Linked DNA regions of Homo sapiens: region 1 is linked to region 2. A link is a contact called in ENCODE Hi-C or POLR2A ChIA-PET data. All regions are on one chromosome and are shown on one strand. The core of a region is the stretch at or near the end of the contact, and the rest is flanking DNA. Distances in the headings are between cores, read along the strand shown. Region 1 overlaps LOC107986095 (a long non-coding RNA gene). Region 2 has its middle 13 kb from the start of MAGI1.

What was found. A loop is a pair of places that touch in the nucleus more often than their neighbours do. ChIA-PET counts read pairs that join two places held with the same protein, here RNA polymerase II (POLR2A). Pooled maps may share reads with other maps.
Region 1: POLR2A ChIA-PET joins it to region 2 with 20 read pairs in BJ. The contact joins two enhancer-like sites. A Hi-C loop is called at or near these places in 2 of 168 maps with a recorded cell type or tissue (heart left ventricle and psoas muscle) and 1 of 50 pooled maps. POLR2A ChIA-PET finds 5 or more read pairs at or near these places in 2 of 52 experiments (BJ and OCI-LY7).

Annotation. Positions count from the first base shown.
Region 1 is chr3:66,177,393-66,183,941 of GRCh38, reverse strand. It overlaps LOC107986095 (a long non-coding RNA gene), which reads left to right. Exons shown (of 3, transcript XR_007095953.1): 2 at 4,875-5,043; 3 at 5,215-6,549. It also overlaps a transcript of SLC25A26 not described here. Among named protein-coding and RNA genes, the nearest start is that of SLC25A26, 40 kb to the left of the region's middle. Within about 2 kb of position 1,987, at least 3 of the 41 ENCODE cell types and tissues checked have a DNase peak (open chromatin) inside an H3K27ac peak, as active enhancers do.
Region 2 is chr3:66,048,986-66,055,776 of GRCh38, reverse strand. No RefSeq gene overlaps it. Among named protein-coding and RNA genes, the nearest start is that of MAGI1, 13 kb to the right of the region's middle. Within about 2 kb of position 2,161, at least 10 of the 41 ENCODE cell types and tissues checked have a DNase peak (open chromatin) inside an H3K27ac peak, as active enhancers do.

The DNA of each region.
Region 1 (6,549 bases), core at 738-3,237, 130 kb before region 2:
AGTAGGTTAGGGGTAAGGGTCAGAGTCAACATTAGATAAGTGTCAGGTTCAAATTAAGGTTTGGGAAAAAATTAAGGTAAGGGTCAGACAAAGCTCAGGGTGAGGGTGAGGATGAAGGTAGAATCAGGGTAAGAGCCAAGTTCAGGGTCAGGTGCTTATTTAGCATCACGTTCAGTGTCAAGCTCAGGTCATGGTGAGAATCAGTGTGAGGTTCAGGTTAAGGGTCAGAGTTCAGTCAGGAAGAGAGTCATGTGAGTATCTAGATCAAGGTCAGGGTCAAGATCGTGATGAAGGTCAGATTCAGGATCTGAGTAATTGTGAATGTCATGGTGAGGATTAAGGTCAGATTCAGAAGGAGTGTGAGGTATATGTCCAGGGTCAACATCACGATAAAGGTCAATGTCAGCATCAGGGTAAGGGGTAGGGTTAAATTGAGAGGGTAAGTGTGAGGGTCAGAGTCAGCGTGAGGGCCATATGTTCGGGGACACGGTGAGAGTCAGGTTCAAGATTAGGATCAGATTCAGGGTGAGCATAGGGTTAGCCTCAGAGTTAGAGTCTGCCTATAGACAAGTTCATTGTGAGGGTGAGAATCTGAGTCCATGTCAGGGTCAGAGTCTGGGTGAGCATAGCTGAGAGTCATGGTAGTGTGAGAAACAGGATGAAGGACAAGGTCATGTCCTGTGTCAGAGTGAATGGCAGGCCAGGCTGAGGCTATGGTTCAACAGGAGGCTCAAAATCAGGGTCAGGGTCAGCGAAAGGATTAGGTTCAGGGTCAGCTTCAGGCTGAGGGTCAGGTCAAGGTCAGGGTGTGGGTCAGAGTCTGGGGAAATGCAAGGCCAAGGGTCACCAACACTTTTTGGGTATTTGTTGTATAGAATAACCAAAACACACCCTAGGCCTTAGAGGTGCATTATTTATATGCACCGAAAGCCAACAGCTGCTTCATTGATCCTCCGCATCCCCTGCTGTCCAACCTACTACTTTAGGTCCTTGGAAAGACCGACCTGAAGAACCCTGGCTCTTAGGAAGCCATCTAGAACAGCAGGAGTATCTGCTTTTGTGTTCCAAATGCCTCCCCAGTTGCATCCTTCAGGCTCATTGAGCTAGTGACCTGGGGTTGGTCCCAGCCTCCTAAAGGCACATTTTAATTCTCTTTATTAGGAGCAGAGGACGACTTGTCAGAGATTCCCTGGTCTTTTCTACTGATACCCCACCCCCCCCCCCCGCCGCCCACTGCAGGTTGAGGCCGATGCTGGGCTCAGCCAATCCTGTTATAAGCATTAGATCTTGTGCCAGCGACTTCTCTTGTTGCCTCATCTGTAAAATAGGGGAGTTAGGTTTTATGGCCTTTTCAAACTCTATGGGAACCTTTCAAGCATTGACTCCTTGCAACTTTTAGGCCTTGCTTCTTTTCTGAAGACTCTATGAAACAGTGTTTTCCAGCTTTTTAGATTCAAATCCCTAATGGCTAAAAATACACGGTGATGATCTCAGCTCTCACAATTCAGAGGCCGCCTCCCGTTTCATTGGGAATTGCCATAACTCTTACATAATCCCAAAGGTCAAAAAGGTTCTGGACAGCTTTAATTTCTATAGTTTGTACTATGAGAATAACAGCTTTTGGGGGACATTTTTCTAAATAACAAATTGCAATATGAAATCTGCTTTTTCAAACACCGCGCCCTACCACTCACTCCCTAGGAGAGCCCAACAAACTTCCTCAGGCTGTCATTTTCAGGTCTCTTCTCACCTCCCATTTGGGAATTTCTGCTCTCGAATCATTTAAAGATATTGATTATCTGCTCCACCACGGACCCTGTTCTCTTTCTTTTTGTCCTAGTTGCCTGTGCTTCGTGTCAGTTTTCAGATAAGAAAAGAGAGTGCTGTCAAGGCTCTATTTATAATATATCCTTGAAAGCCAAGTGCTGTCTTTGAGCTAAAACAAGGCAAGGCCACCCTTAGGGAGAATGAGAGCCCTCAATGCCCAAATGTGGGCACACGGGCACGCTCCCAGGCAGGCTTGCTCATGCACACACACACAACATCCAGGTCCAAACGAACAAGAGAAAAGACACGCAGGTCCAGGGAAAGAAGAGGAAATGCCTGGAATGTGATAGAAACTCAATACATGTTTGGTGAAAAAAAAAAAAAAAAAAAAAAAGACAAGGGGAGGGGATCAGGGAAGGAGGAATTCAGAGGGACTGCAAATTTAGTGAGGAAAGCACTGAAGTTGGAGTCAGGGGATCTGGATTTGAAGCCTGGCTCTACTTTTCTTAGAAATTTGAGCTTGGACAAGTTCCTTTCCTCTCTGAATTTTGGTTTCTTCCTCCCTTGAGTGGGTGTAAGATTTCCTTCCCAACTAATCTCATAAGATTGCTGTAAAAATCAAATGAAATAATAGCTATGGAAGTACTTTGTAAACTGAAACTACTATAAACAAATGAGGTGCTCAGTGTCGTAGCTAGCATTTTTTAGGGTGCCGTTTGCCAGTAACTACGACATGCTCTGTATACATTAAAGTATTTAACCTCACAACAATCTTGCAGATATAAGCTGTTATTGTTACTCTCCTACAGATGAGGAAACATAAAGACACAAAGTAATTTGCTGGAGGTCACACTACTAGTAAGTGATCAACTGGGATTTGAACCAGGCCTACCTTAGTCCAGCAGCCAATTCTTTTAACCACTCCACTACCTGCTAGGCCTTAATATGTATCCAATGCCTTGTCACATACACAAGTGAACTTCAATCTGCCTTTCAGTGTTAAAAGACATTGTATTAGTTGCCTAGAACTGCCAAACAGAATACCACAGACCAAGCAGCTTAAAGAACAGAAATTTATTTTTTCACAGTACTGAAGGCTGCAAGTCCAAGATCAAGGTACCAGCAGGGTTGGTTTCTGGTGAAGGCTCTCTTCCTGGCTTGCAGACAGCTGCCCTCTCCTTGTGTCCTCCCATGGCCTTTTTCCTGTGTATGTACACTCCTGGTGTCTCTTTCTCTTCTTATAAGGACACCAGTCCTATTGGATTAGGTCCCCACTCTTGCAAGCTCATTAAACCTTAATTACATCCTTATGGCCCTGTCTCCAAATACAGTCACACTGGGGGTTAGGGCTTCAACACATGAATCTGAGGGGGACACGTTTCATTCCATAACAGACAAGCAATAGATAAATACTCCAAAAAATAAAAAGTTTGTCTACTTCCCCTCTCTGTCCCCCACCCCGCCCCCAGTGAAGGATTTTTTAAAAAAATCTCATCAGGTCAACAACAGGCACTGCAGCAAAATTTTTCAGCTCTGACTTCTGCCCAGATAACTTGCTCTCCCATAATGCCAAGCAGCTCTGCTGTGAAGGAACGAAGCAAGTTTTGTGCAAAACATTGAACATGTTTCTGTTCTCTGCCTCCTGCTCAAGAGCATTCTGAAGAAGTGGAAAGATCTGTCCCACCTTTCCCTCTTGCCAGCCATTCCTATTTATAGTTTCTGATGCTGGTGGGTCTGAAGGAGTCAAGAGTTTTGAAATCACTTCCGTTGCTCTGCGGCATGTTCCCTGCCCCTGCATTGGCTTCTCCTAGGCCATTAGAAACTTATTATTTCTGGTTCCCATGTGGTAGGGGTTGGGGTCAAAGGGAGACAGAGAAAGAAAGATTTGCAGCATGCAAAAGTGTGGGTTCTTTTTTTTAAAAAAGCCTCAGAGGAAAATAAATTGTGGTTGTATCCCCGTAGTGTTTTCTGTTTAGGTCTGCTCATAACTACGCCTCCCAGTCTGTTCCTGGAAACCTAGAGAAAAAGTTTTAGGTTGACTTCATCCTTGAATCCTACTTCACAGAGATGCTGATGAATCTGAGGGCAAAGAGAGAAAGGCAAGAGGAGTTTGTTGCCTGGATGCCAGAAGCCAGTAAAGGGTTTTGCAATGCATCTCCCTATTCCTGGCGGCACATGATAAATTACCAGCATCAATCTATCTAACAGTATCAGACTTCAGAACTTGTGAGTCATATGTTCATGGCATTGCTTTGTGCAAATAGATACTGTAACTATGCATCAATCTGGCACATTTTATGAATATTTATCAAAATGTTCTCTTGTCTCCCAGCATGTATATTAATAACAATAATACTAAATAATACCAAGTTGCAGCCATGCACAAGACTCCAAACTCTGGATTTAGTTTGCAAATGTAATGAAGGCTATTTGTAATCATAACAAGAAAAAAAAAAGCCCAGTAACAAGAAGTTCTTATGGAAGATAAACTAAAGCGTATATGTTATAGTTCTATAGAGGGACGATAGAGGAAATATAGAAGTATAGTTGAACTTGATTTATTCCCAGTAAAAATTCTGCATTGGAAAGAACAGAAATTCTTTACTTTGAGAACCTTATCTATGTGACTGTGAACTAAGTCATATCCCATATTTACTCTCACAGTGCTAATCTTACATTTTCGGAAAATAAATTAGATATACTCTTTAAATTTCTCTGTTAGCTGGACTTACATTGCCTTATGAATTTGAGGGGGAAACGTTTCATAATGTTGCCATAGTCAACAAGGAGACTTCTGAGTGTCTGAAGATACAGCAAGACTAACGCATAGTTGCATTTCAAATCAACACACATTAAATTAGAAAAAACATCTGGAGAAACATATCAATATCAAATCGGCAATTTTGCTTGGAGCTTGATGCTACATTTATAGGTCATCTTAATTTTTTTCAAAGCTTTGAACTTGCCAAATTTCATTTAAAAACATTTAAAGCTGCTTTAACTTTTTATCTAATTTGGGAAAACTTTAAAACGCGTAAGAGAGAAAAATATGACAAATGTTCTTGTATCTCCCAACTAAAACAAGCTAATGTTAACAATTTTTTCAGCTGTCCTTTCAATCTTTGCTTTCAAATATATGACAAAACGTACAGATAAAGCTGAAATCCTCTCTATGCTGCTTGCAAGCCTCATGTTCCTGTCTGCCTCCCCAAAGCCACCACCACCAGGAATTTGGAAAACATCCTTTGACCACAAATATGAGCAGCCATTGATAACGTAAGATATTGCTTTGTGTGTCTTTAAACAATTATATACATACCTGACGGTATCATTCTTCAACTTAATTTTTCCTTCTGCATTATACTTTCTTGAAGGTTTTCTTTCTATGTTACTTGCTGGCGTTTAAAAATTTTTAATTTTTAAAACAATTTCCATCTCTTTAATTAGCAGGACAAGATGATTCATAACGTTAACAAATCAAAGTAACTGAGAGACATCTAGAATCTCAACACCTTACAGAATGTTATCAGGGAATGCTACTCCCTCGATGTCTCAGTTTGGGACTCCCTAAGATAAGGACTTGTATGCTCTTAGTCTATCAGGAGAACCCAGAAAGTAAGAGTGAGGGAAGTGGGGCGGTGGGCAGTGGAAGCCAATATAAATGTACATTACTGAAACTGCTACTGAGCTTGGACAACAAGGGACAACGTCTGTCAGTACCTCACGAAAAGTGCACCAAACGCTGCCCAGAAACGCTGCCCCAGGAGGCGGGGATGGAACCTTCATCTGCCAGCTCCTCTTCCCCATTGGTTGAAGATGGCCTCAGGGCACTGACTTCCCCACACTTCAGACTATCCCTTCCATGAGCCAGGAAGGCTTCAGAACAGGTGCTGAAGGAAAACAGGAAAGAAACACAGTGCACACTTCCCTGGGGCTCAGTCACCCACCTAGAACTGTTGGGCCATCTGAACCTGGCCTCCAGCTAGGACCATTGAAGCTGGACAACAGCTAGTAGCAGGCCTCTGTCTTCCTTACACATGAATCTGACTTGACTATATGGAGTAGTGCTGCCCTGCTTCCTGAAATTCAACGAATGATGGGGAGAGTAAGTTTTCCAATTCCCACGAGCTGTCTCAGTTAGAAAATTCCAAACAAGGGGTCGCCATCTTTGAAGTCACCCATCTCTTACAGCCCCAAACAAACACACACACAATATCAATGCTATTTACGCCATTCATCTTTCCACATTCTTTTCTGTATGTAGAATAAAAGAGCAGCTGCCCAGCAGCATGAAAAAGTCAACACCTTTCTGGGTGGCCTATACCAGATTACAGTTCAAGGGAATGAGCCACATGTATTTCTAAAATTCCAGCGCATAGTAGATGCTCAGTAAATTTACGGTAAAGTGTTGACTCCTACTTCATATCTAAAAAGTCAGCTTTACTTTGCATTACTCTTCAAAGGATGAGTCCACAACCTAAGGTGGTTTCATACAGTGTTCAGGTCCCTTATTTATCTCACTCCTTCCCATCCCCTGGGCAGTCACAGGACAGACGATGGGTGTGTTGTGAGAAATAAAGGGACCCACAGCATAGGCTCTACATAGGGCAAAAGGCAACAGTGGGGATTTAATGTGAGGTGGAGGGGGAACAAGGAGTTGGTAAGGAAGAGGTCAGTAGCTCAAAGGGTGAGTGGGAGAAACTAGGAAGTGTTGTGGGTTGTTGCTGATGAAAACTTTCCGTATCTTCACAATTGCTAGGAGTCTGCTGTGATTCTCTTTAT
Region 2 (6,791 bases), core at 912-3,411:
CCAAGTCAAGATAGAAACCCTGCCCCAACTCAGTATCATGAATGTCCCATTTGGATTCCTTTCCCCCACGGAAGGAGTTCCCCATGGTCCTGGTCAGCTTCTATCTGTGGTTTTGAAATAGAAATCACAGCTTTGAATACTGCCGAATTTGCTGGCCTTTTCTAAACCTGGAATCTGGCAGAACCAACTACTCCCAAAATGCAAGCTGCATTTTCACTATTGAGGCTTTCAGATGGTTATGTCAGATTGTTTGAGTTGTTAGACAGCCAGTCAGCCAGTCAATAAATACAAACTGTGCCCTTTCTGTGTGCCACATTCTGAGTAGGTACTTAGCATGCAGTAGTTAACAAGACAGGGTCCCAGCTGCCCCCCTACCCCTTGCCCAGCTTGGTCCAGCAGGGAAGGCAGACGGCAAACATATTTATTTAAACAGCTACATACAAACTGCAAGAAATCCTGTGTGATTTGTCCCTTGCTCCTGTCTTTCAGCTCCTCAAGGATGCCTCCCCCCTCATTCTCTGCAAGTCAGACACTGGATCTTTTATTTCCTAAAACTAGAGCTGTTTCTTTTCACCCCTGTGAACAAAGACTCTTCCCTCTATAAGGGAAACACCCTTCCAGTACCATATTCTTTTGTTGTTTTTTTGAGACAGTCTAGCTCTGTCAACCAGTTTGGAGTGCAGTGGCAGGATCTTGGCTAACTGCAACCTCTGCCGCCCAAATTCAGGCGATTCTCGTGCCTCAGCCTCCCTGCTAGCTGGGATTACAGGGATTACATCCCATGGCCAGCTAATTTTTGTATTTTTAGTAGATATGGGTTTTACCATGTTGGCGAGGTTGGTCCCAAACTCCTGGCCTGAAGTGTTCCTCCTGCCTCAGCCTCCCAAAGTGCTGGGATTATAGGCATGAGCCACTGTGCCTGGCCTGCAGGAGTATGTTTAATGTCTGCTGGAAAAACCTACTTTTCTGAGAATATGAGGGCTTTCAATGCCTGCTCAATTATTTTGTCTCTTGTCACAAGACACAAAGGATATCCTTGTTCTTAGGAAATACATACTAAAAATAATATTTAATATTGAGGATGATTGGTTAAAAAAAAGGAACCTGGGTGCAGTGGCTTATGCCTGTAATCCCAAAACTATGGGAGGCCTGGCCTCTTCCAGTACCATATTAATCACTTCTTCTTCTCTGGATTTCAGTTGAAACTACATTTCCTAAGGGAATACTTCCCTCAGATTCGATCAGGTGTCTTTATAGTGTCTTCCAGCCATGTCTGCATTTTCCGCTTGGCACACAGTCCCTTTAGAATTAGACATTTATTAGGCAGATATTTGATTACTATCTGTCTCCCCAGCCAGACTCTATGCCCCATGAGGGTAAGAGTATTTGCCTATTGTTTTCCACTTTGCTTTTCCATGCCACACCAAGCAGACTGTCATCTCAGGGCCTTGGTTCTTGCTGATCCTACTGCCCAGAACACTGTCTCCCAGATAGCTACTTGATCCACACTCTCACTGTCTTCAAACCTCTGCTCAGTTCTGAACTTAGCCACGAGGCTTCCCCTTATCACCTTGTACATAACAACAATCCTAACCTTGGGCATCAAAAGTCCCCCTTTCCCCCTCCATAGCACCTATCTTCAGAGACTCTATTTTCTACTTTGTGTATTGCCACAGTAGAATGTAAGCTCCATGAGAAGAACGCCTTTGCCCAATTAGTTAAGGGCTTTTCCCCCACTAGTTCAAAAGTGCCTGACATATCTTAGGTGCTCAATAAATATTTATTGAATTAAAGGACGAATCATTACCTAAGGTGTAGCAAATTGGCACATGATAAGCCTTGCAAATATTTTGGGAATGCCTGCATGAGGACGTACACGTGCTGCTAAAACAAATACAAGACATTTAACCTAGTTGGAGGAGTCACGTAAGGTAGAATGGAATAAGAAAGAGGGGGCTGGGCACAGTGGCTCAAGCCTATAATCCCAGCACTTTGGGAGGCTGAGGCGGGTGGATCACTTGAGACCAAGAGTGCAAGACCAGCCTGACCAACATCGTGAAACCCCATCTCTACTAAAAATACAAATATTAGCCAGGCATGGTGGTGTAGGCCTGTAAACCCAGCTACTCCAGAGGCTGAAGTGGGAGTATCTCCTGGGCTTGAGCCCAGGAGGTGGAGCTTGCAGTGAGCTGAGATCATGCCACTGCACTCCAACCTAGGCAACAGAGTAAGATCCTGTTTCAAAAATTAAAAATAAAAAAATAAAAAAATAAAAAGAAAGAGGGTTTCAGCCCTTTTGATGATGTTAATCCAGTAGGTCAAATGTCAGTCAAACTTTCTTACAGTTGGTGGTTAGACTAGAATGTACAAACAGGAATGGGAATAGTGTTAAACCCTTCACTCCCCAAATTTCCATCTCTCCCAACCCCCTTGCTCTTCAACATATTTTCATTCAGCTGGCAGTTTTTGTAGTTCTGCAGTTTCTTGCCAAGAACAGAGATTGAAAATGTCCCACAGAGAAATCAGCATCAGGGTTAACCAACTGGAAGCCAAACCCTGCAGTTATTTTCCAGCGTTCCTCAACTCCCAGGAGAATCAGAGCAAAAAAAAAAAGGAGCAGAGGTTAGAGGGCAGGGTTCTAGAAGTGTCATTCTCTTACATACAATGTCTGAGTTGTGTGGGTGGAGGGACTGTAGAGGGTATGGAACAGAGAGCCTTGTGCCTGAATCTTTTGGGAGATGAATTTCCTCTCCCTCTTTACATGTTCTGGTCTTTTACTTACTAATGATACTAAAGGAGCTATATGGTTTCTCCTGGAGCTGTGTCAGGATTTGCTCCATAAATTACCTGGGAGGATGCCATATGCAAATACAAGAAGAAATAGCAGTCTTAGTATTCATGGTGACAGCTTAGTTATCCTCAGGGGAAGGGAAGGAGAAGTAGGTATCTTTTTTCTTAATAAAGTTTTTCCTATCACCTCCGAATTCCATAGCTGTTCTTGGAAACAGGTTGGAATCAGCCTAGAAATTTTAGTAACAACAATTTAGCCTAAATTTCAACATAATGCCATATAATAGTTATAGTACATTGCTATACTCCTTTGGAAACTACTTTAAAGATCTATTCACACAATACTTTTCTGGGATGTAGGAAGCCTCTCAAGGAGATAAAAGCCATTCAAAATATGATTGTTATCTCCCTAAACCCAGATCAGTTTGCTTTTAATGTAGTTATCACTAAGAAGATTAGCAACACTCAATTCATACACAAAGAAAGAAAGAAAGGAACAAACTATATATTAACCATCAACATCATTATTGTTAGGCTAAATGACACCTCATGTGAAAAGTATTTCATAATAATAGCAATCATACTCATTTTATGGTTGAGGACAGTGGAGCTGATATAGGTTATAAGACTTCTCTGAGGGCTGGGCTCAGGCCTGTAATCCTAGCATGCTGGGAGGCTGCAGTGGGTGGATCGCCTGAGGTCAGGAGTTCCTGGTTCAAGCGATTCTCCTGCCTCAGGCTCCCTCCCAAGAAGCTGGGATTACAGGTGCCCGCCACCACACCTGGCTATTTTTGTATTTTTAGTAGAGACACGGTTTCACCGTTGACCAGGCTGTTCTTGAACTCCTGACTTCAAGTGATCCACCCGCCTTGGCCTCCCAAAGTGCTGGGATTATAGGCATGAGCCACCATGCCTGGCTGAGCATGGGCTTTTATAACTGGCAGAATCAAAGCCCTGTGCTTTCACATAATGTCTAGACATCCTCAGGCAAGTCTTTTTTTTTTTTTTTGGAGACATTGTTTTGCTCTGTTGCCCGGGCTAGAGTGCAATGGCATGATCTCGGCTCACTGCAACCTCTGCCTTCCAGGTTAAAGAGATTCTCTGAGATCGTGCCATTGCACTCCAGCCTGGGCGACAGAGCGAGACTCCGTCTCAAAACAAACAAACAAACAAACAAAAAAACCCATGCTCTAAATCAAGATGTTCTGAGCACTATAATATTTTTATTTTCTGTAAGTTATATGTTTATATTATATACCACATTCTATATTATTTTAATATGTCACAACTTTGTAATGTTGCCAGAGTGGTTTTTTAAAAATTATTTTAGGCCGGGCACAGTGGCTAGCACTTTGAGAGGCTGAGGCAGGTGGATCACTTGAGGTCAGGAGTTTGAGACTAGCCTGGCCAACATGGTGAAACCCCGTCTCTACTAAAAACTACAAAAATTAGCCAGGCGTGGTGGCAGGCAACTTTAATCCCAGCTTCTCAGGAGGCTGAGGCAGGAGAATCACTTCAACCTGGGATGTGGAGGTTGCAGTGAGTCGAGATTGCACCACTGCACTCCAGCCTGGGCAACAGAGGAAGACTCTGTCTCAAAAAATATATATGTATTTAAAATTTATTATTATATATATATATTTTAAAAAAACAGGTCTCACTATATTGCCCAGGCTGGTCTTGAACTTCTGGACACAAGCAATCCTCCCGCCTCAGCCTCTCAAAGTGCTGGGATTGCAGACGTGAACCACTGTGCCTGGCCTTTCTTTTTTTTTAAATGAATTTTAGGTAAAATTGATATAAAATAAAACTCCCCATTTAACCATTGTAAAGTATATGACTCAGTAGCATTTAATAAATTCATAATGTTGTGCAACCATCACCACCGTCTAGTTCCAGAACCTTTTAATCCCCTCCCAAAATAAATCCCATAACCCTTAAGGAGCACCATCCTCACTCCTCCTGTCTTCAGCTCCTGACAACTACTAATGTATTTCCTGTTTCTGTGGATTTGCCTATTCTGGACATTTCATATAAATGCGATCATACAATATGTGGTCTTTTGCATTTTCCTTCTTCCACTCACCAATGTTTTCAAGGTTGTTTTATGTTTGAGCATGTATCAGTACTTTCTTTCTTTTTATGGTTGAATAATATTTCATTGTATGGATATACCGCATTTATTTATCTATTAATCCATTGAGGGACATTTGGGTGTTTCTGAATTTGGCTGTTGTGAATGTTACTTCTATGAACATTTTTGTACAAGTGGTTTGTTTGCACACCTGTTTTCAGTTCTGTTGCATATATATATACCTAGGAGTGGAATGGCTAGGTCATACAGTAATCCTATGTTTGACTTATTGAGGAACTGCCCACTGTTTTCCACAGCAGCTACACCATTCTACAGTCTCTCCAGCAATGTATGAGGGTTTCAATTTCTTTGCATTCTCACCAACATTTGTTATTCTCATTTAAAAAAAAAATATACTCATCCTAGTGGATGTATAGTGGTATCTCCTTGTGATTTTGATTTGCATATCTATAATGACTAATGATGTTGAACATATTTTTCATGGGCTTCAGAGTGTTTTAAGATAAATTTTAATTTTAGAAAAGTCTTAGGTTTATAGAAAATCTGCAAAGATTATATAACAGTATGTTAGTAACACAATCCTCATGTAAAATGTACTGGAAGGTATCTCTATGCTTCCTCCACTTCTTCTGTCTTAGGCCTTAAATTTTTTGATAGAGAAACATGTCATTGGAGCACACTATAGTTATATATTTATTTAGAGATGGTGTCTCACTCTGTCACCTAGGCTGGAGTGCAGTGGTGTGATCATAGCTCACTGCATTCTTCAGCTCCTGGGCTCTAGGGATCTTCCCACTGCAGCCTCTTGAGTAACTAGTACTACAGACATACACCACCATGCTCGGTTAATTTTTATTTTTGTAGAGACAGGGTCTCCTTTTGTTGCCCAGGCTGGTCTCGAACTCCTGGCCTCAAGGGATCCTCCCACCTTGGCTTCCTGAGTAGCTGGGATTACAGGCATGAGCCACTGTACCTGGCTCACACTATAATTACTAATGAAGGCTCTAGCAATATTGCTTATTTTGCCTTAAAACCATAGGGTAGATATTACAGGGATGTTAGAAATTAATAAATGGAAGTATATAGCACAGTGGTTAAGAACATGGTCTTGGTCCTTAGTCTCAGTGACAACAGGTCTGAATACTGGTTATGTCATCTTTGGCAAGATACTTAACCTCTCTGAACCTCATTCTAAATTTGTAAAACAGGGATAGCATCTACCTTATAGTGTCATGAGGATCAAATGAGAATGGCATTGAAAGCACTTATGTGCAGTGTTAGGCACATTGTAAACACTCAATAAATGAGATGTTTACTTTGTTTGCTTGCATTTACTTCATTTTATTTTTGAGATAGACTTGCTCTGTTGCCCAGGCTGGAGTGCAGTGGCACAAACATGGCTCACTGCAGCCTCAACCTCCCGGGCTCAAGCGATCTGCCTGCCTCGGCCTCCCAAAGTGCTGGGATTACAGGTATGAGCCACCATGCTCAGCCTACATTTAAAAGCACAGAACAATCACCTAATTTGTCTGTGTTCTCATAGTTGTTTAGGATCCATGGAAGACCATCATTCCATCTCAAGGTCCTTCATTCATTCACGCATGTATTCATTCATTTTTCAAATATTCATCGAGTCCATGTTGTGGGTCAAGTTGGCAAGGAGCTACCAAGGTAAATAGTAGTCAAAATCATTGAACCAGAAGCAGAAAAACCTAGAATCAAACCCCAACTGCCATTTCCTAGGTTTGTGATGCTCTACAAGTTACATAGCCTTATCAAGCCTCTGTTTCCTCACCTGTAAAATGGGAATGCTAATACTCCCTGCCTTATAGGGTGCAGAGGATTAAATACATGTATCACATAACGCATTTACCAAAATGCTCAGCACCATGAGCACTCCCTCAAA